Linked DNA regions of Mus musculus: region 1 is linked to region 2. The links are chromatin loops, found by intact Hi-C in ENCODE. Cell type or tissue: heart. All regions are shown on one strand.

Evidence for each region. A loop is a pair of places that touch in the nucleus more often than their neighbours do. Peaks named below come from ENCODE experiments on the same cell type or tissue, not always from the same donor. Only the 100,000 strongest peaks of a DNase experiment are listed, where the experiment ranks them.
Region 1: it touches region 2 in a loop (5-fold over the local background); 3 of 42 quality-filtered maps call a loop at or near these places.

Annotation. Positions count from the first base shown.
Region 1 is chr4:101,141,579-101,149,578 of GRCm38, reverse strand. The region is part of intron 11 of Raver2 (ribonucleoprotein, PTB-binding 2); the gene reads right to left. Among named protein-coding and RNA genes, the nearest start is that of Gm24468, 41 kb to the left of the region's middle. In heart, CTCF peaks have their summits at 2,122 (motif pointing left) and 3,272 (motif pointing right); a DNase peak (open chromatin) is centred at 3,278.
Region 2 is chr4:100,004,620-100,012,619 of GRCm38, reverse strand. No RefSeq gene overlaps it. Among named protein-coding and RNA genes, the nearest start is that of BC062258, 79 kb to the right of the region's middle. In heart, a CTCF peak has its summit at 4,108 (motif pointing left); DNase peaks (open chromatin) are centred at 919, 1,479, 3,259 and 4,059; H3K27ac peaks cover 662 bases; H3K27me3 peaks cover 341 bases.

The DNA.
Region 1 (8,000 bases), 1.1 Mb before region 2:
AGACATGAGAGCCCATGGGTTGCTCAGTGGCATAGCCATTGCATTGGGTTTCATTTGGAGAGAGAAAAAAAAAAAAAGAGGCAGAATGACAGACCCACCACTAAACAGCTACGCTGCCTCTCTCCCTCAATCCTCTTAAGTGAGTCCAAGGCAGTGGTCCTCAGCCTGGGTCAGATATCCTGTATATCAGATATTTATATTACAGTTCATATCAGTAGCAAAATCATAGGAAGTAGTAACAAAGTTTTATGGTCGCGGGTCGCCAGAACCTGAGGAACTGTATTAGGAAGTCACAGCAATAGGAAGGGTGAGAAGCATCGCCCTAAGGGATTATTCACAAAGTTGAACAACTGCATAGCATTTGCTTGGAAACTGTGGAGGTGGGGGCAGGGAGGAACACAGATGAAAGTAGTCTTAGGTTGACAATGTAGGCAGCTTTTCCCCGGCTCACGCCCACTGCTGAGCCCAGCATCTCCCAGCAATTGGAAAGATACTGGTGGCTCCACCTTAGCCACTAAAACCGCTAACCTGCAGCTCGTTCTGCAAGTGAGATTTTCCCAAACATGAGGGGTGGCTTAGGGTTTACTTCTGTGGACAGACACCATGACCAAGGTGGCTCTTATAAAGGACAGCATTGAGTTGGGGCTGGCTTAATAGGTTCAGAGCTTCAGTCCATTAGCATCAAGGTACATGGCAGCCTCCAGGCAGACCTGGGACTTCTGGAGTTGAGAGTTCTACGTCTTCATCCAAGGCAGACAGGAGAAGACTGTCCCCTACGTGGCTAGGAGGGACTCAATGCCCACCTCACAGTAACACACTTCCTCCAGCAAGGCCACTCCTCCTAGTAGTGCCACTCCCTTGGCCAAGCATATTCAAACTGCCACAAGGAGCAAGATGCAAACACCTCTCACAGTGGGCAGAGCTCCCCTATGCCTCCCTCTCTCCGTGCTGCATGGTGACCACGTTCATCCTTAAAGCAAGAGCCTTCTAGATCGTCTTTATTCTCCCAAACCAGGCAGACACTGGATGTTGTTATTCAAATGGCTCTATATCATCCAGAGCCAGCCAACAGAGACCGAAGAGGTGAGCCTGAATGTCAGAGAAAAACATTAGTTAAGAATGAGAAATGAAAAATGCCCTTGTGGCTCATACAGCAGCGGAGAAGGATAATTCTGACTTAGTACATCAAAGACGGCTAGCTTTGTAAGGATTAGTGAGTGGGGAACAACGGTAGTTGGAGGTTTTGAAGCAAGCACAGTAGTCTGAGAAAAACAAACTCGTAACTAAAAATGAGTAAGAAACATTTAAAAATTGCCACAAAGAGAAAAAAAGCACACAGATCAACTTCCTCTTGTCTGTCACAGCATGCGGCGTCTCTTCCTTCATACCCTTCACCTTCAGGTCTTGGGCCCTAGGCTTCAATGAATGAATGAATGAATGAATGAATGAATGAATGAAAACGTGCACTTGGCTCTCTCCAAACTCCTATCTGAGGGCTTTCCTCAGTTACTGGAGAGGAGTCGGTAGGAAAGGCACTTGGCAACAAGAGTCATGTCCTGGGCTCTACCTCTGGGGGCCACACAGTCCTCTGACCTCCACAAGCAGGCCATGACGTGTGCCCTTCCATCCCTGTGCACAAAATAAGCATTTTAAAAAATTTCAAATGCACTTGAAACAAAGCTCACCCTAGCCCTGTGATGCTACCCAGCTGCAGCTTTGGGAGCCAGTAGCTCGCCCTGCAGATGCAGCACACCCAGGTACTTTCTGCACCGTAGCACATTTAAAGTTCAAAACGCTGTCCCAGGACAGCAGGGAATTTAGAATGTAACATGCTACTAGCAGAGTGTGGTGGCAGATACCTTCAAGTCCCAGCACTGTTAAGGATCCCAGCTTTTAGAAGGCAGAGGCAGAGGGATGTCTGAATTTATGGCCAGCCAAGGTACACGGTAAGATCATGTCTCAACAAAACAAAACAATTTAAAAGTTGTGGGCTGGAGAGATGGTTTCATGGTAAGAAAACACTTGCTGCTCTTGCAGAGGACCAGGTTCAGGTTCCAGCAACCACACTAGGGAGCTCATCACCTTCTCAATGTCCAGATTCAAGAGTTAGACTCCCTCTGCTGGGCTCCATAGTCACCTGCAGCCATGCAGTATAAACACTGACAAGCAGTCTCTCTCTGTGTGTCTCTGTCTCTCTCTCACAGACAGACAGACAGACACACACACACACACACACACACACAAAGTATAACCTGCTGATTTGGTGAAATTGCACCAGCACAAGAACATCCCGTCAGGTTGCTTTCACAACACTTCACTAGGCCTCATCCAAGAGCCGTCGCTCCCCCGCCCCCCAGGATGGGCCCTTTCCAGAAAACATTCATCTTCAGCAGGATTCTCCTCAGGATGAGGTGAAACCGCCTATCATGATTCTTCCTGGGCTCTGATCTTTGGAACCACGATGTGAGGAGGCGGCTTCCTGAGTGCTGTAGTTATGATGTCAACAATTTCCACTCCCCTCTAGCCTCCCGCGGGGGAGCCCGGCATCTTCACTCTTAGCTAGTCAGCTATCTCACCAAGAAGATGAGAAATCCAGAGAGTTGACAATGACTACTGGACTCCTGGCCCTCAACCCTTGGCATCTCAACCTCCCACATAATTTGTGACAACATTCTCCCTGACATCCAGATTCCTGAGATAGATGGCCAATCAGCAATGAACATCATACGGGACCAGCCAGGCAAACTAAATCTCCTCCCAGCCCCCCAAAACCCATTCTACCCGCGTTCCTACCCATCTCAGCCAGTGACAATTCCATTTTTCCAGGTCCTAAACCTATGTTCTGGCCTTCCTATGTTCTTTAGTCATAGCTTAGAATAAAATCCTAAGTACACAAAGGACCTAACAAGGTCCTACCTGTCTGCCCTGTCCCCACCCACTGAGACTTCTCCATTTCCATCTTGCCCCAGCCTCTCCTGCTGGGCGCTCTCCCTCCCTTTGTTCCTTTAACAAGGTACCAAGTTTGTCTCATGCATCTCTGCACTGGCTGTTCCTACTTGTGGGACTGTATGACACCGACAACTGTGTATCTATAAGACTCACATTTGCCCCCAAAACTCACCTGGCAAGTCACTGTGTCACATTTTTCAAAAATGAAAACCACCCGGAAAGTCTCAGTGGCCACAACTGTGTAAGTTAGACACCTTAAGTTCATTTAATGGTACAAAGGAATGTCCTGTGTCACATAACATGATGTGCTCTTGCACTGTTTGCCCACTAGATGGCAGCATTAGGCTCTCTAAGGAGAGACCGAGACGCTTCATTGCTTTTTAGTTCATTTTTGGGTTTGCGGCCACCCTAACTCATCACACATTCTGTAGCCGATTCCCTGGGTTGGACGGCCAGCTTCCCAGCAGGAAAGATCCATGTAACCAGGGAAACACAAGACTATGGCTTGGCAGTGCAAAGGACTCCTGCCAGTGAGCCAGGCGGCTGCCCCAAGCCAAGTGTGGAAAGAAAAACCCAAATCTCAGTTTAATGGTCAGGGAAAACGGTGAAGGGATTCCTAAATTATCCTTCATATTACTGAAACTAATGATTACGCCATGCTGAAAAGGTACTTTTTCTACTTCAATAAAAGGGGGCAGGAAGGAATATTCTATTGTTTTGTCAGATTGTAGTTAGAGGCTATACTCGGGCATTAAATATTTAATAAGCTGGCTCATGGGCTCCTGTAACATGGACGTATAACACCCATCTGATGCAGACAGACCTGTTCATCTTTACCTCAGACTCTGAAATATCAAACTGTCTATAGCTATCCAAATTAAAAAGATCTTTCAGCTAATAATGCTATTAGACTTTAAAATAACTCCATTTGTTTCTGGCTTCATTTTTCATCGTCCACTTCAAATATCTAGGACATGTAATTTTGGGAAAAATCAGCTGCATCTCAGTGTTGAGTACAGTAACTATAGCCAGGGATGTGGGGAGGTAACTACTTAAAATCAGCTGCATCTCAGTGTTGAGTACAGTAACTATAGCCAGGGACGTGGGGAGGTAGCTACTTAAAATCAGTTGCATCTCAGTGTTGAGTAACTACAGCCAGGGACGAGGGGAGGTAGCCACTTAAAACTGGCTTCTAAGGAGCTCTAGATTGGAACACGCCGGGTTAACGTGGTTACGGTACGCACTTTGGAACTTCAGGAACACTAAGTAAATATGCTTCCTCTATTTAGGATAACTAAGGTTTGTTTCTAAACTACCACACTCCAGGGCTGGCAGGATGGCTCAACAGTTAAAAGCGTGTATACTGCTCTTACAGAGAATGTAAGGTCCGCTCCTAGCCCCACACTGGTCGGCTCCAAGAGAATCTGGTTCACCCTCCCTGCCTCTGCAGGCACCTGCTTACATGCACATACTCTGACACAAACACATATGCATATAAGTAACAAGTAAACACTGAACATATCGTTAGTCCAGTGTTTGTTTCTATGTACAGAGCTGGAAGACTCAGTCTGACCCCAGAGTATCCCCGCACTGCCAGTGACAGCCGCTGACTCTCCGTCTGACCCCAGAGTATCCCCGCACTGCCAGCGACAGCCGCTGACTCTTCCTCTGCACTCCCAGAGCAGTCATCTGACTTTCCCTACAGATTTACTTATTCTGAACACTGCACATAAACAGAATCATACATGTGGCCTCTTTGGCTTACTTCACTTAGCATGCTTTTGTGGTTCATCATGCTGCTCATTTGCTTGCTAACTTGTAGACAACTGGGCCTTTCCATTTTGGCTGTTAGAGATAATTTACCGTAAACATTAGTGTATAAACTGGTATGTAGATACATTCAAATTCTCTTAGCACATATCTACAAGTCAAACTCTTAGTTTGAGGAATGCTAACTTTTACTGACAGTTCACCATGCCTTTGCCCATATAGCTGTGACTCTTTTTCCTTCCAGTTTCTTGGTGTGGGTCATCTCATATGACCTACATTCCATGCTTGTCACTCTTATCCCTGCTGACATCTGCTGCAGTCCCTTAATGAAGTTTTTATTATGTTGACAGCCTGCTTGGTGTGGCCCAGCTCCCACACTGCCCAAGGTCGTTCTTTACATATGACTCACTTTAATTCTTTATACCGTCGTCTCCTAAGTCCAACACCCAGGAGACCTTATGAGCATTTTGTATTACCTGCTTCCCCTGTGCACGGTGTCTTAGTCAATGTTCTATTGTTGACATCATGACCATGGGAACTTTTATAAAGGAAAACATTTAACTGGGGCTGGCTTACAGTGTCAGAGGTTTAGTTCCTTGTCATCATGGCAGGAAGCATGGCAGAGACGGTGCTGAGGAACAACATGGCAGAGATGGTGCCGAGAGATCTACATCTGGCTTGGCAGGCAGCAGGAAGAGAGACAAGAGGCCTGTCTTCAACAATTGAAACCCAAAGCCACACCTACTCCAAAAGACCACACCTCCTAATCATTGTCAAGTACTGCCACTCCCTAATGACCACGCATTCAAATCTATGAGTCGATGAGGGTCACTGCTATTCAAACCACCACATTTCCTGACTTGTCTGATTCCTCTCTCTCTCTCTCTCCCTCTCTCTCTCTCTCTCTCTCTCTCTCTCTTTCTGTTCTATTGATTTTTCTGTTGTTGTTGAAAACTGAAGATCATTTAAATGAAATGATGTGGTGACTGGAAATGAATCTACAAACCCCTCTCTTTTGTTACTGTTCAGTAGCTTCTTTTGAACTTGTGAAAAGTCAGTTCTCCTGGCTGTGTGAACTGCTGTTATCTGTTAATGGCTACCCTATAGATTGCGATGCACATTCATGCACAATGCAGAAACCTTCAAATCCCTATTTCACTTGCTCCATTCTGGCCCTGGCATTAGGGCTGTAAGATAACTATCTGCATGCATTACAGTGTCAACGATGCTCTGTACTGGTTCCCTATGAACTCAAAGGGGGGAAACAGTTGTCATCTGCACATTTTATCAGTCCTGACAGTGGCTCTCGCTGCTGGAGAGGCTGCTAGACACCATGTGATGTCCAGGGAAGGCCCAGCAATTATTCAACCCCAGATGACACTGGTGCCAAGGCTGCAGTCTCTGAGACAATACGCATTGTTGTTACCCCGTTACTGTCTAGATCATCTCTCTGTAAGTCTGACTCCTGTACACGATCGTGAGTTCCTGATTTACGAGAGGGGACTCTGCTCATGAGATCTGTGTTTTTTGAAGAAAATTTTGATCGTTCGTTTTTCAAACATTTTATACTCCATTAACCGCATCTCCTCCACTGATATGCACTTCTAGCTGCTTGGTCTGCTCCCGGGGCTCTGAAGAGCCTGCTCACTGGTTTCCACTCTCTCCTCTGCCTGCTGCTTTTCTAGTGGTGAATCTTTCCTTCCTGTCTTTCCAGTCCTGTGCTGTTCCCATCTAATGTAATCTTTAATATCACAAAACAACTGCTAGGCAGTGGCGAATGCCTTTACTTCCAGCACTCAAGAGGCAGAGCGAGGCAGGTCTGAATTTGAAGCCACCCTGGTCTACAGAGTGAGTTCCAAGACAGCCAGGGCTACACAGAGAAACCCTGTCTTGAACAAACCAACAAACCAATCAAAAAGAGAGAGAGCGAGAGCGCTAAACAACTCCTGTCAGTTCTAGAATTATTAAATTCTTTTATAGTGTGTAACTCTCTGAGACCCCCTATGTGTCCATGATGTCATCATGTTATTTGCCATTTATGTTTTAATGTCATTGTTTACTGATACCAACACCTGGTCATTGCGGCTCCATCTCCCTCATGAAATGTTTTATATCTGTAGGTTATTTTACCTACATGTATGTCTGTGCACCACATGTGTGCCTGGAGCCCATGGAGGCCAGAAAAGGGCCCCAGGCACTGGAGTTAACAGACGGTTATGAGAGCTGCCATGTGGGTTCTGAGAATCAAACCCAGGTCTGCTGGAAGAGCAGCCAATACCCTTAACTGCTGAGCCAACCCTTCACCCCCAACTTCATAGTTAATTGTGAATTACTGGATGCTGAGAACGAGAAATGGAAAAAGTACGGACTCCATTATCTTCCTCTGTTGAGGACAGTTTGTTCTAACTCAGTGGTTCTTAGCCATCCCAATGCTGCAACCCTTTAGTGCAGTTCCTCATGTTGTGCTGACCTCAACCGTCAATTTTTTTTTGTGTGTGTAGCTAATTCATAAGTGTAATTTTGCTACTGGTAATATAAACATCTATGTTTTCTGGTGGTCTTAGGGAACCCCTATGAAAGGGTTGTCTGTTGCCCAAAGGGCTTGTGACCCACAGGTTGAGAAAGTTCAAAATCCAAGTGTCGCCTCTGCGCTGGACTTCACCGACCATCAAGCTTTGGCTCTGACATCTCCCTGACAGCAGCGGTTCAGTGCTCAGCCAACTAGGTTAGGCTGGAGTTTCACGATGGCTCCGGGGCTCCTACCCATGTGCTTCCCTCTGTTCCAGGACTTTACAGCTTCACAGCCCTTAGGCTTCCTCTGTGACTCAGGTCACCAGAAGTGCAGATTTGCATTGAGTCAAGCAAAGAGCCTCAGAAACATGACTGTCCCCCAGGGGAATTCCCCTTGTCAGGACCTGACACCCTTCAGCGTTTGCTGAAGTATTCCCCAACGCTTTCAAACAGCAGCTGCTTTTTTCAAATGCACTCCAGATTTTATCAGGGATTTAATAACAATAACTTCATATTCATTAGAAACACCAAGTAGCAAACCCTTAAATGGATAACTTTACTTCAAAGTGAAATCATGCCATCTACTATCTGACACAACCGTCTGTCACAATCCTTATGCCCAAGAACCTAAACAGAGTTTCCAGGAGCTACTACTGCAGCGACATGGACCCTGCAGTCTGAGAAATCATTGACAAACCATAGAGACAGGGAGAGTTAATTACGCCATCGGCTCTTCCACCTACACCATGAAGGGACAGTTTAAAACTCAC
Region 2 (8,000 bases):
TAAAGAAAAACCTGTGAAAGTGGGTGGAGCCGTGCAGAAAAGGAACCTTGGATAAAGTCACACTTCGGAGTTCCCAAGCTCATTCTGCCACCAACTCCGTGTCCCTTCTTAAGCTGTTCTTGATTTATCTTTTAACATACAGAAACCACTCCAGCTCTTACCATCTGTAATAATAAAATGGCTGACCCAGGGGGGCCAGAGGAATGGCTTGTTTTGTGGGAATGCTTGCTCTGCAAGCGCAAAAAGCTAAATTGAAAAACCCCACATTCACATAAAAAGCAGGCATAGCTGTGCATACTGGTAACCCCAGTGTTGGGGGCCAGAGGTGGGGGGATCGCAGGAGTTCATCAGCCAACCAGCATACTGGAAACAATGAGCCTATAGCTTTATGCTCTGAGCCAAGTCTTTTCTTGTCTCTGCCCTCTTCCGTCACCCTGTGATGCCCTCTGTTATGTCTTGACACATAAGGAGGGCCTTCACAGACACCAAAGTATGAGAAATGATTTTCTAATCTATATAAAAGAATAATAGCATTCTGTCTGCAATATTCTGACATACTTTCCAAACTGAGGCTCCTTAAGGGCAGAGACTGTGCCTGACTGTAGTCACTGTTGCATCCCAAGACGGCACATAAGTATCTGTAGACTCAAGCCAGGAAGGAAGGCAACATCTCAGTGGTCTTTGAGAAAGGATTGCCTGGAATAAAAGGAGGGGCAAGTTGCTGTCCAGTGAGCCAGCGTCCCAGCACACAGTAGCTATTCAGTAACTGCTCATTAATTCATCCCGCCTGTTAGGATAATTAGAATGCCTAGGTTTCCACCTGAGACCAATACTTACAATTCCACCCCCCCAGAAGAGTTGTGCAGATCTTCCCTTGGACTTTGATCCTCCTTTTGGCAGCACCCTGCACTGGCCTTCAGGGAAATGAGTAATGAGAGATTTTGCAAGCAGGAGAGGGCCTGGGCCAAAACCAAAGAGGAGGGCCAAGTCCCCTTAAGGAGAGGATCCTGAAGCGGTTGAAAGGAACTAAAGCTATACTCAGCTCTCCCTTGGGTTTGTATAAATCCTTTACTTTTTAGTCTCTAAGAAACTAAGGTCTTTGGAACCATTAGAGACTTCCAGGAAAAGAACAAATAATGGGGAGATGGTATAAATGTATGTGTGGAGTGAGTCGTGAAAGGCACTGGGGTCTGCCCACAACCAGGCTCCTATGTGCTGCTGGAACACATTAGCTAGGCATGCTAGAATCATGCGAAGGCCAGTTTGGGGCCAAACCTAAGGTCTAAGGCCCCCACCCTTCACCTCCATCTCCTGTTCCGTCTGTAAGGAACACTGTCCATACCCTAATTCACACGGCGCCAGGCTTTTGGGCTCTCATCTGCCTACACATTCTGATGCCCAATTTCTCTGTTTCTGATTGGCTCTGCATCCTAAGGCTTCTTCACAGACAGCCCTTGGGCCCCTCTGTCCACTGGATTCTGCTGGGACTCAGCCAGTGGGAGGCACTAGTGTGAAGTGGAAAATAGGGCCAGGGAGGGAGGCTGGGGTGTGGTGAGCATGTGGTAAGGAGTGTGGCTGCTAGGACTGGGTTCAGTGCAAAGGCCTGGAAAGTGTGGGGGCTGCTGGGTAGAGCTCAGTACTGATAACCTGAAAGTGAAAGCAATGGCTCCCAGAAGTACTTCTTTCCTGGTGAAGAATGACCAGGAACCATTTAGGTAGACTTGTATACAGCTTCAAGATGGCAGTCTGGTCCCTGCAATGCTTGTACCTAGGTGTGGGACCAGAACTGTTTGAGCAAAGGAAAAGCATGTCCAGCCCTTCTAATTTAGCCCACCAGGTGCACAATACCTACATTGATGCTGCTCAGAAACTGGGCATCTGAAAGATGCATGCCTGCCTGATGTGCTACCTGGCCTCCTAACTTTAGTTTATTTATTCTCTAGATGAGAGCCAGGCTTCTCTTAGTCACTTAGGAATATAGGGGTCTCACACACACAGACTGCATTTTACGGACTCCCAAGCACTGCTTGTGTGTTTGCACAATCCAAACACAGGACTGTGCAAGGCAAGGCTCTCAGACTGGCTATGACGGCTCCTTCCGTGGACGCTCCTGGGTATGCCTAAAGGAACGTGACTGGGCTGCAGGTCTTGGGGGGACCAGTGAATATGACGGGGTTCACTGAATTTCTTTGCTTGAGCACCCCTGGCAATTGCATTTGTTCTGAAAGTATCTCATGGTGTTGCCCAGGCTAAACTCACACTCATACACAAATTTCCCGCCCAGCCTCCTTGGTGTTGGGGTCACATCATGAGCCATCACACCTGGCTGTACTTTGAGGATCTCTCTGCTGCTCACATGACTTTTGCGTCTATGAGGGAATCAATGGCTCTATTCTTTCTAAATATCTTAATGACCAAGGAGTTGTTTTTAGAATGTTCCTTGGCATATGTATTTCTGGAAACCTAATCCTTACCTTAGCCCATGATTCCAAGAGAATTTTTAACAATGAAGAAAAGAAGAGGCTACATTCTTGGCTTCCCTGGAGGTCAAGATTTCAGAGAAATTAACTGCAGAGACGGGAATGTGTTCATGCTCTAGCTATGAGTTTTGTTCTCAACTCACTAGCTGTATGTCCTTGACCCAGGCATTGTCTCTAAACCTCACTTTCCTAATCTGTAAAATGGGGCTATTGCACTCATCGTATATTAGGGATCTAATGAGAATGGACGTGGAGTATATGTGAGGCCTCAATGTTGAACACAGTGTAAATGCCCAAAAGAAGCCTTTTTTAGAGCCATGGAAAAATATCACTTTTCCTAGGCATATTTTAACTCCAGTGCTTGTTTCAGGAGAGAAGATGGAGAGAGAGAGAGAGAGAGAGAGAGAGAGAGAGAGAGAGAGAGAGAGAGAGAGAGAACACAAACAATCTGGCTTGGAAGGGAACTTACTCTTTGAAGCTGACAAGTGTAATTTGTCTTGAGACTGCCAAGCGCTAGGGTTGAGCCTTCGTGTGGGAAAGAAGAGACAAGCAAGATTAATCTGGGGCCTTCATTACTTACTCCATCTGGCCTGGTTTGGCACAGCCCCTTCCCTCTATAGGCAGATTATTCCTTCAAAAGCCTCAGCAGAGGGCTCTCTAATGGGTTCTGACATGGCAGGAATGGGGTTCACACAGCTCTGAGATAAGGGCCCAAGACGAGGCCAAAATGCTTCCAGCACGACAGCCCAGATGCTCTGCCACAGAAGGCAGAAATGCACTGAAAAGGAGCCAAGGCCTCTGGGACGGGTGAAACCAGGATCCCAGAAGCACCTGGTCTCCACCCTGGGGAACAGCCGGAGCCGCCTTGTGGGCCGGGCTGGTGACATGGCTTACCTGACTGGGATGTGGTCCAATGACCACAGGCACTTGGTAATCTGGTTTTACAGTCACACTGGGGATAAAAGAAGTGGCTAGGAAGAAGGTTGGTTTTAAAATTTTTCTAGCAAAAACTTTGTGGATTTTTCCTCACACCCTCATCCTTATGCGTGTGGTAGTGGTGTGGGGAGGGGGGGGAGTACTTACGTAATCACATATCTGCAAAGCAGGCAGTGTTAATATTGGGGAGTGGGGGTGGAACAAGGAGCTTGCCCAAGGTCACATCTTAGGTGACTGATCCAAGACCACATGTGAGGGTAATTGGTTCAGTCTATACTCACTGTAGCAACTTCCACATCTCAGGCAGAAATTAGAAATTACGAGTAGGGAGAATCTTCCACGGCCCCCAGAGGTAGCAACTCCATGATCTGACCCTTGTCTTCTGAGACAAGCTGGGGCCAGAGGTAGGGGGTGGGGGCACTTTTGAGCTACCCTCAGATAGATGGAGTCCTCAAACCACACAGAAAAGCAGATGAATCAATCAGGACTTTGCTTGTGTTGGAGTTGGACACGTCTGTCTCTGGAACAAAGGCTCTGCTCTTTTGAACACACACACAGTTCTGTTCTGAGAGCCTTCACTGGTGTTCCAGGGCTGCAAAGGGCAAAGTCCAGCTCCAACCGGATAGCTCCCAGGGCTGGAGTCTTGTTTAAGAGCCTGGGCAAACCAGAGGCTATACAACACTGCCATCTCCTGGGAGCAAGGGCCACTCTGGTATGCAGACAGAAATCAGCAGAAAGCCCAGGACTAGATGAGTGAGGCAAGAGGCTGCTCTCTTCTTTTTATGGAGATTTCTGTGGTGACACTGTGATCAGCACTGCCTGTGTTTATCCACGGGCTAGCAAATCTCATGGAAACCAAAAACGTCCAAGTCAGATATTCATTCTTTTTGTTTTCAACTGACAAATATCAACAGAACCCCTGTTTCCTATGATGCGCTGTTACATGCTAAACGCATTGCAGCATGGCTGAGGTGAAGCTAAGTTAAGTAGTTGTCAGCAGGCACAGTGAGTCGTCATCTGTGTAATTCTAGCAGTCAGGGAGAGATCATGGCCAACCTAAGGTAGGTTCTAGGGCAGCTTGAGACCCCGTTTCACCTACCGCTTCCTGGATAAATGACTTCTAAGTTCCTGAAGCTCATAGCTGAGTGGAGAAGATGGACTATAAACAAGAAACAGTCTCACTGTGGAGGGCTTTGTTCATCTTGATTGTGGTGGGCTCATGGGGAAAAGCTCAAGTAGGAATCACCATGGGGGAGGGGAGACCCTGCACAGTCAGACAGCTTGGGAAGCCTTCAGTAAGAACATGACCTATATCCAGACACTTAGTCACACGGTCACAGGGTGAGTGGAAGATCGGATAGTGTGAAGGCTCTGACACGGGGATCCTGGCTCAGCACAAGAACTGGAGAAGATTTGTACGGTTGATCATTGAAAAAACAGGAAAAGAGATAAGATAATACGGAGTTCACAGAGGGCCTTGCCCTACCATGATTAAGTCTTTTTTAAAAACATGTAACAAAAACTCATCACAAAATAGTTTTAGCTCAAAAAATAATGCACTGATTTCTATAACTCTAAATTCTGGTGTTCAAACTTCAAGCAAGGCTAGATCCAGGAGCTTAGATAGTGCCACTAAGACTTTCTTTTTCTACTAATTAATTGTCTCCATTTGTTTCTGTATTTCTTTTTCTGTTTAGTATGTAAATGCACGTGCATGTGTGAATAGATGCCATCAGAGGTCAGAAGGTATCTGATCTCTGGCATCCCCTGATTCTGGAGTTGCAGGTGGTTTTGAGCTGCCCTGTGTTGTGCTGGGAAGAGAACTCAGTTCCTCTGCAAGAGCAGCAAGCAATCTTAACTGCTGAGCCATCTCTCCAACACTGTCTCTCTGTTTCTTAGTTAGACTTATTCTCTCTTTCATTAACAGATTCTGTTGGTCTGGTAAGAAAACTGTCACTGATATTTGCCAGGCCTCTATCTTTACAATCTAAGTATGATCCAAAAGGAAAAGAGATTTATCCTGCTATCTCAAAATGGGAGGATAAAAATGAAGGACAAAGTATGGCACTCTTTGGTTCATGTACATACCTGATGAGCCAATGTGTGTGGTGGGTCATCAAAAGGGACGAGGTCTAACCTGAGCCATGCTCCACCCCTCTGACTTGTGTATGATTGAGAGTAAAGGCAGGAAAACGTGGGTGCTGTGGCTGACGATAGTCTTGGGATCATAAGACTTGGGGAGGAGTCTCCACCAAGACAAAGCAGGCGGACCGCAGAAGAGAAACTGGTAAAGATGGGCTATACTTGTCGCCTGACAAAACAACAGTGACAGAGTTCTGTGAAGGGTTATTATACAAGAAGAAAACAAAGATTGAAAAAAAAAAAAAAAAAAGACCACACAGGTGTGACCTTGTACATCTTTAAACACAACTTTTGCTAGGCAGAGGCAGACAGATTGTGTCAAGGTTAGGCCAACATGATCTTACACGGTGAATTCCAGGCCACCCAGGACTACAAATTCATAGTGACCCTCTGTCTCAACACAGACAAACAAAGACCGTACTGGCTATTACAAGACTGGAATGGAGGGAGCATGGAAGCAGAGAGAACTTCAGATTCTAGTTCAAATCAACCATCTCCTTCCTACCTAGGGATTACACAGAAACACCCAAAAAACTACAGTAACTGCACTTTCTGAGTATACACGGACCTTGGGCTTAGTCCCCAGCGCCACACACATACAGAAGACCAGAGTAAAGCCATTTTGAGCACAATAGAACTTGCAGGAAAGTATGAGATGTCTTCATGGACCAAAGACAAGGAGGAAACAGAAAGAAGATGAGAGTTAAGTGTGTGGCTGATGCTGCAGTTAGCTCCTTGGCAAAGTCTTCCAGCCTCAGATGGCCATGATGCTCAAATGGTTAACAGTCATGTGGGAGAGGGAGACAAGGTCCAAAATGTATCTGAGGATTTTCCTCCTATTACTTGACATCCACACACAACAGGGCACTTCAGCAGTACTGAAATAAGGAATAAAACACTGAATGAATATGTTCAGAAACACTGAATTATCTAAATAAAAGAATACATCCTTTGCCAATTAAAGGTCATAGGTTACAAGTGTTTGCCCTGGCCTGGACTTTGGCAGAAAATGTCTTTATAAACATGGGTTTGTCTCTAGGGGTACATTGAGATGGCCAGTGAACTAAAGGCTTCCATTGCTCACTGCAGACAGAGCAGCCTCTAACTATTGCACACAATTTTTATACTGTTATTTGCTATGATGATATATTATTTAGTTTTTATTACTTTTTTTTAACAGCCCAGTCCTTACTCCCTTCCTGGTCTGCTCTCCCACAGTTCCTCATCCCATTCCTCCTTCCCCCTTTCTCCAAGAGGATGTCCCCACCTCCAACCCCACCACCCTGACAGGCCTCCCCACTCCCCGGTGCTTCAAGTCTCTCAAGGGTTATGTGCATCTACTCTCACTGAGGCCAGACCTGGCAGTCCTCTGCTGTATTCATGTTGGGGGACTCAGATCAGCTAGTGTGTACAGCCTGGTTGGTGGCTTAGTGTCTGAGAGATCCCAGGGGTCCAGGTTGAGACTGCTGGTCTTCCCAAGAAGACCCAGAATTAAACCCATACACCTATGGTCACCTGATCTTTGACAAAGAAGCACTCAGTTTTGAAATGCAGGCTCCACCACCATAGATAGGAATTCCATTTGGACTCCAACAAACCTGCTTCCTCTTGGGGGAGCCCAAAGTCTAGAGCCCTAGCTTTATTAAAATAAGAGCTGTACAGCCACAGAAGTCAGATGTTTAAACCTTGATTATATGAAATGTCCATCAGAGACAAACCCGTAGTAGGGATGGAAGTAGCTTTGTGAACCCCAGGAGCCCTGCCCTGCTAAGAGCGGAGAGTGACGGCTAAGAGACGCCATGTTTGTTGTGACAGTGAAGAAAGTGATCCTGAACTGGGTAAGAGTGGACGCGTGCCCACCACTTGTGACTATAATAAACTCTACATTTTAAAGGGCTGACTTTTCTTGATATATGATTGTATCTCTGTTTTTGAAAAGGAGCTCTAGATTCGACTGCCTGCCTGCCAGTCAGACCCACAAGTCACACAGCCTCTCCGAACCTCAGTTTCCTTTTAAGGAAAATAAGGATAGAAGGCTGAAAAGTTCTCTTATGGAGCATGAGCAAACTCATGTAGCATGATACTTCTACCTGTGTGGTTTTAACATGCAGAGTTACAAGGTCGTTCCCCAAGCAGGCCGTGACAAGAATAAGACCCACTTTGGGCTGGCTCAGCAGTTCAGAGTACTTGCTGCTCTTGCAGAGGACCTGGATCCTGTTCCCATCATCCCTGTGACAGCTCAATTCTAACGGACCCAGTGCCCTCTTCTGGCCTAGGTGCACACCAGGCACACATGCAATACAGGTAGACATGCATGCCTGTGAAATAAAAACAAGTCTTTAAGAATAAGACCCACTTGAAACACAGGGGACACATGTTCATATGCTTAGGATTGGTCACATCAGACACATTATATAACTGACAGAAAAAAAATTAACCACA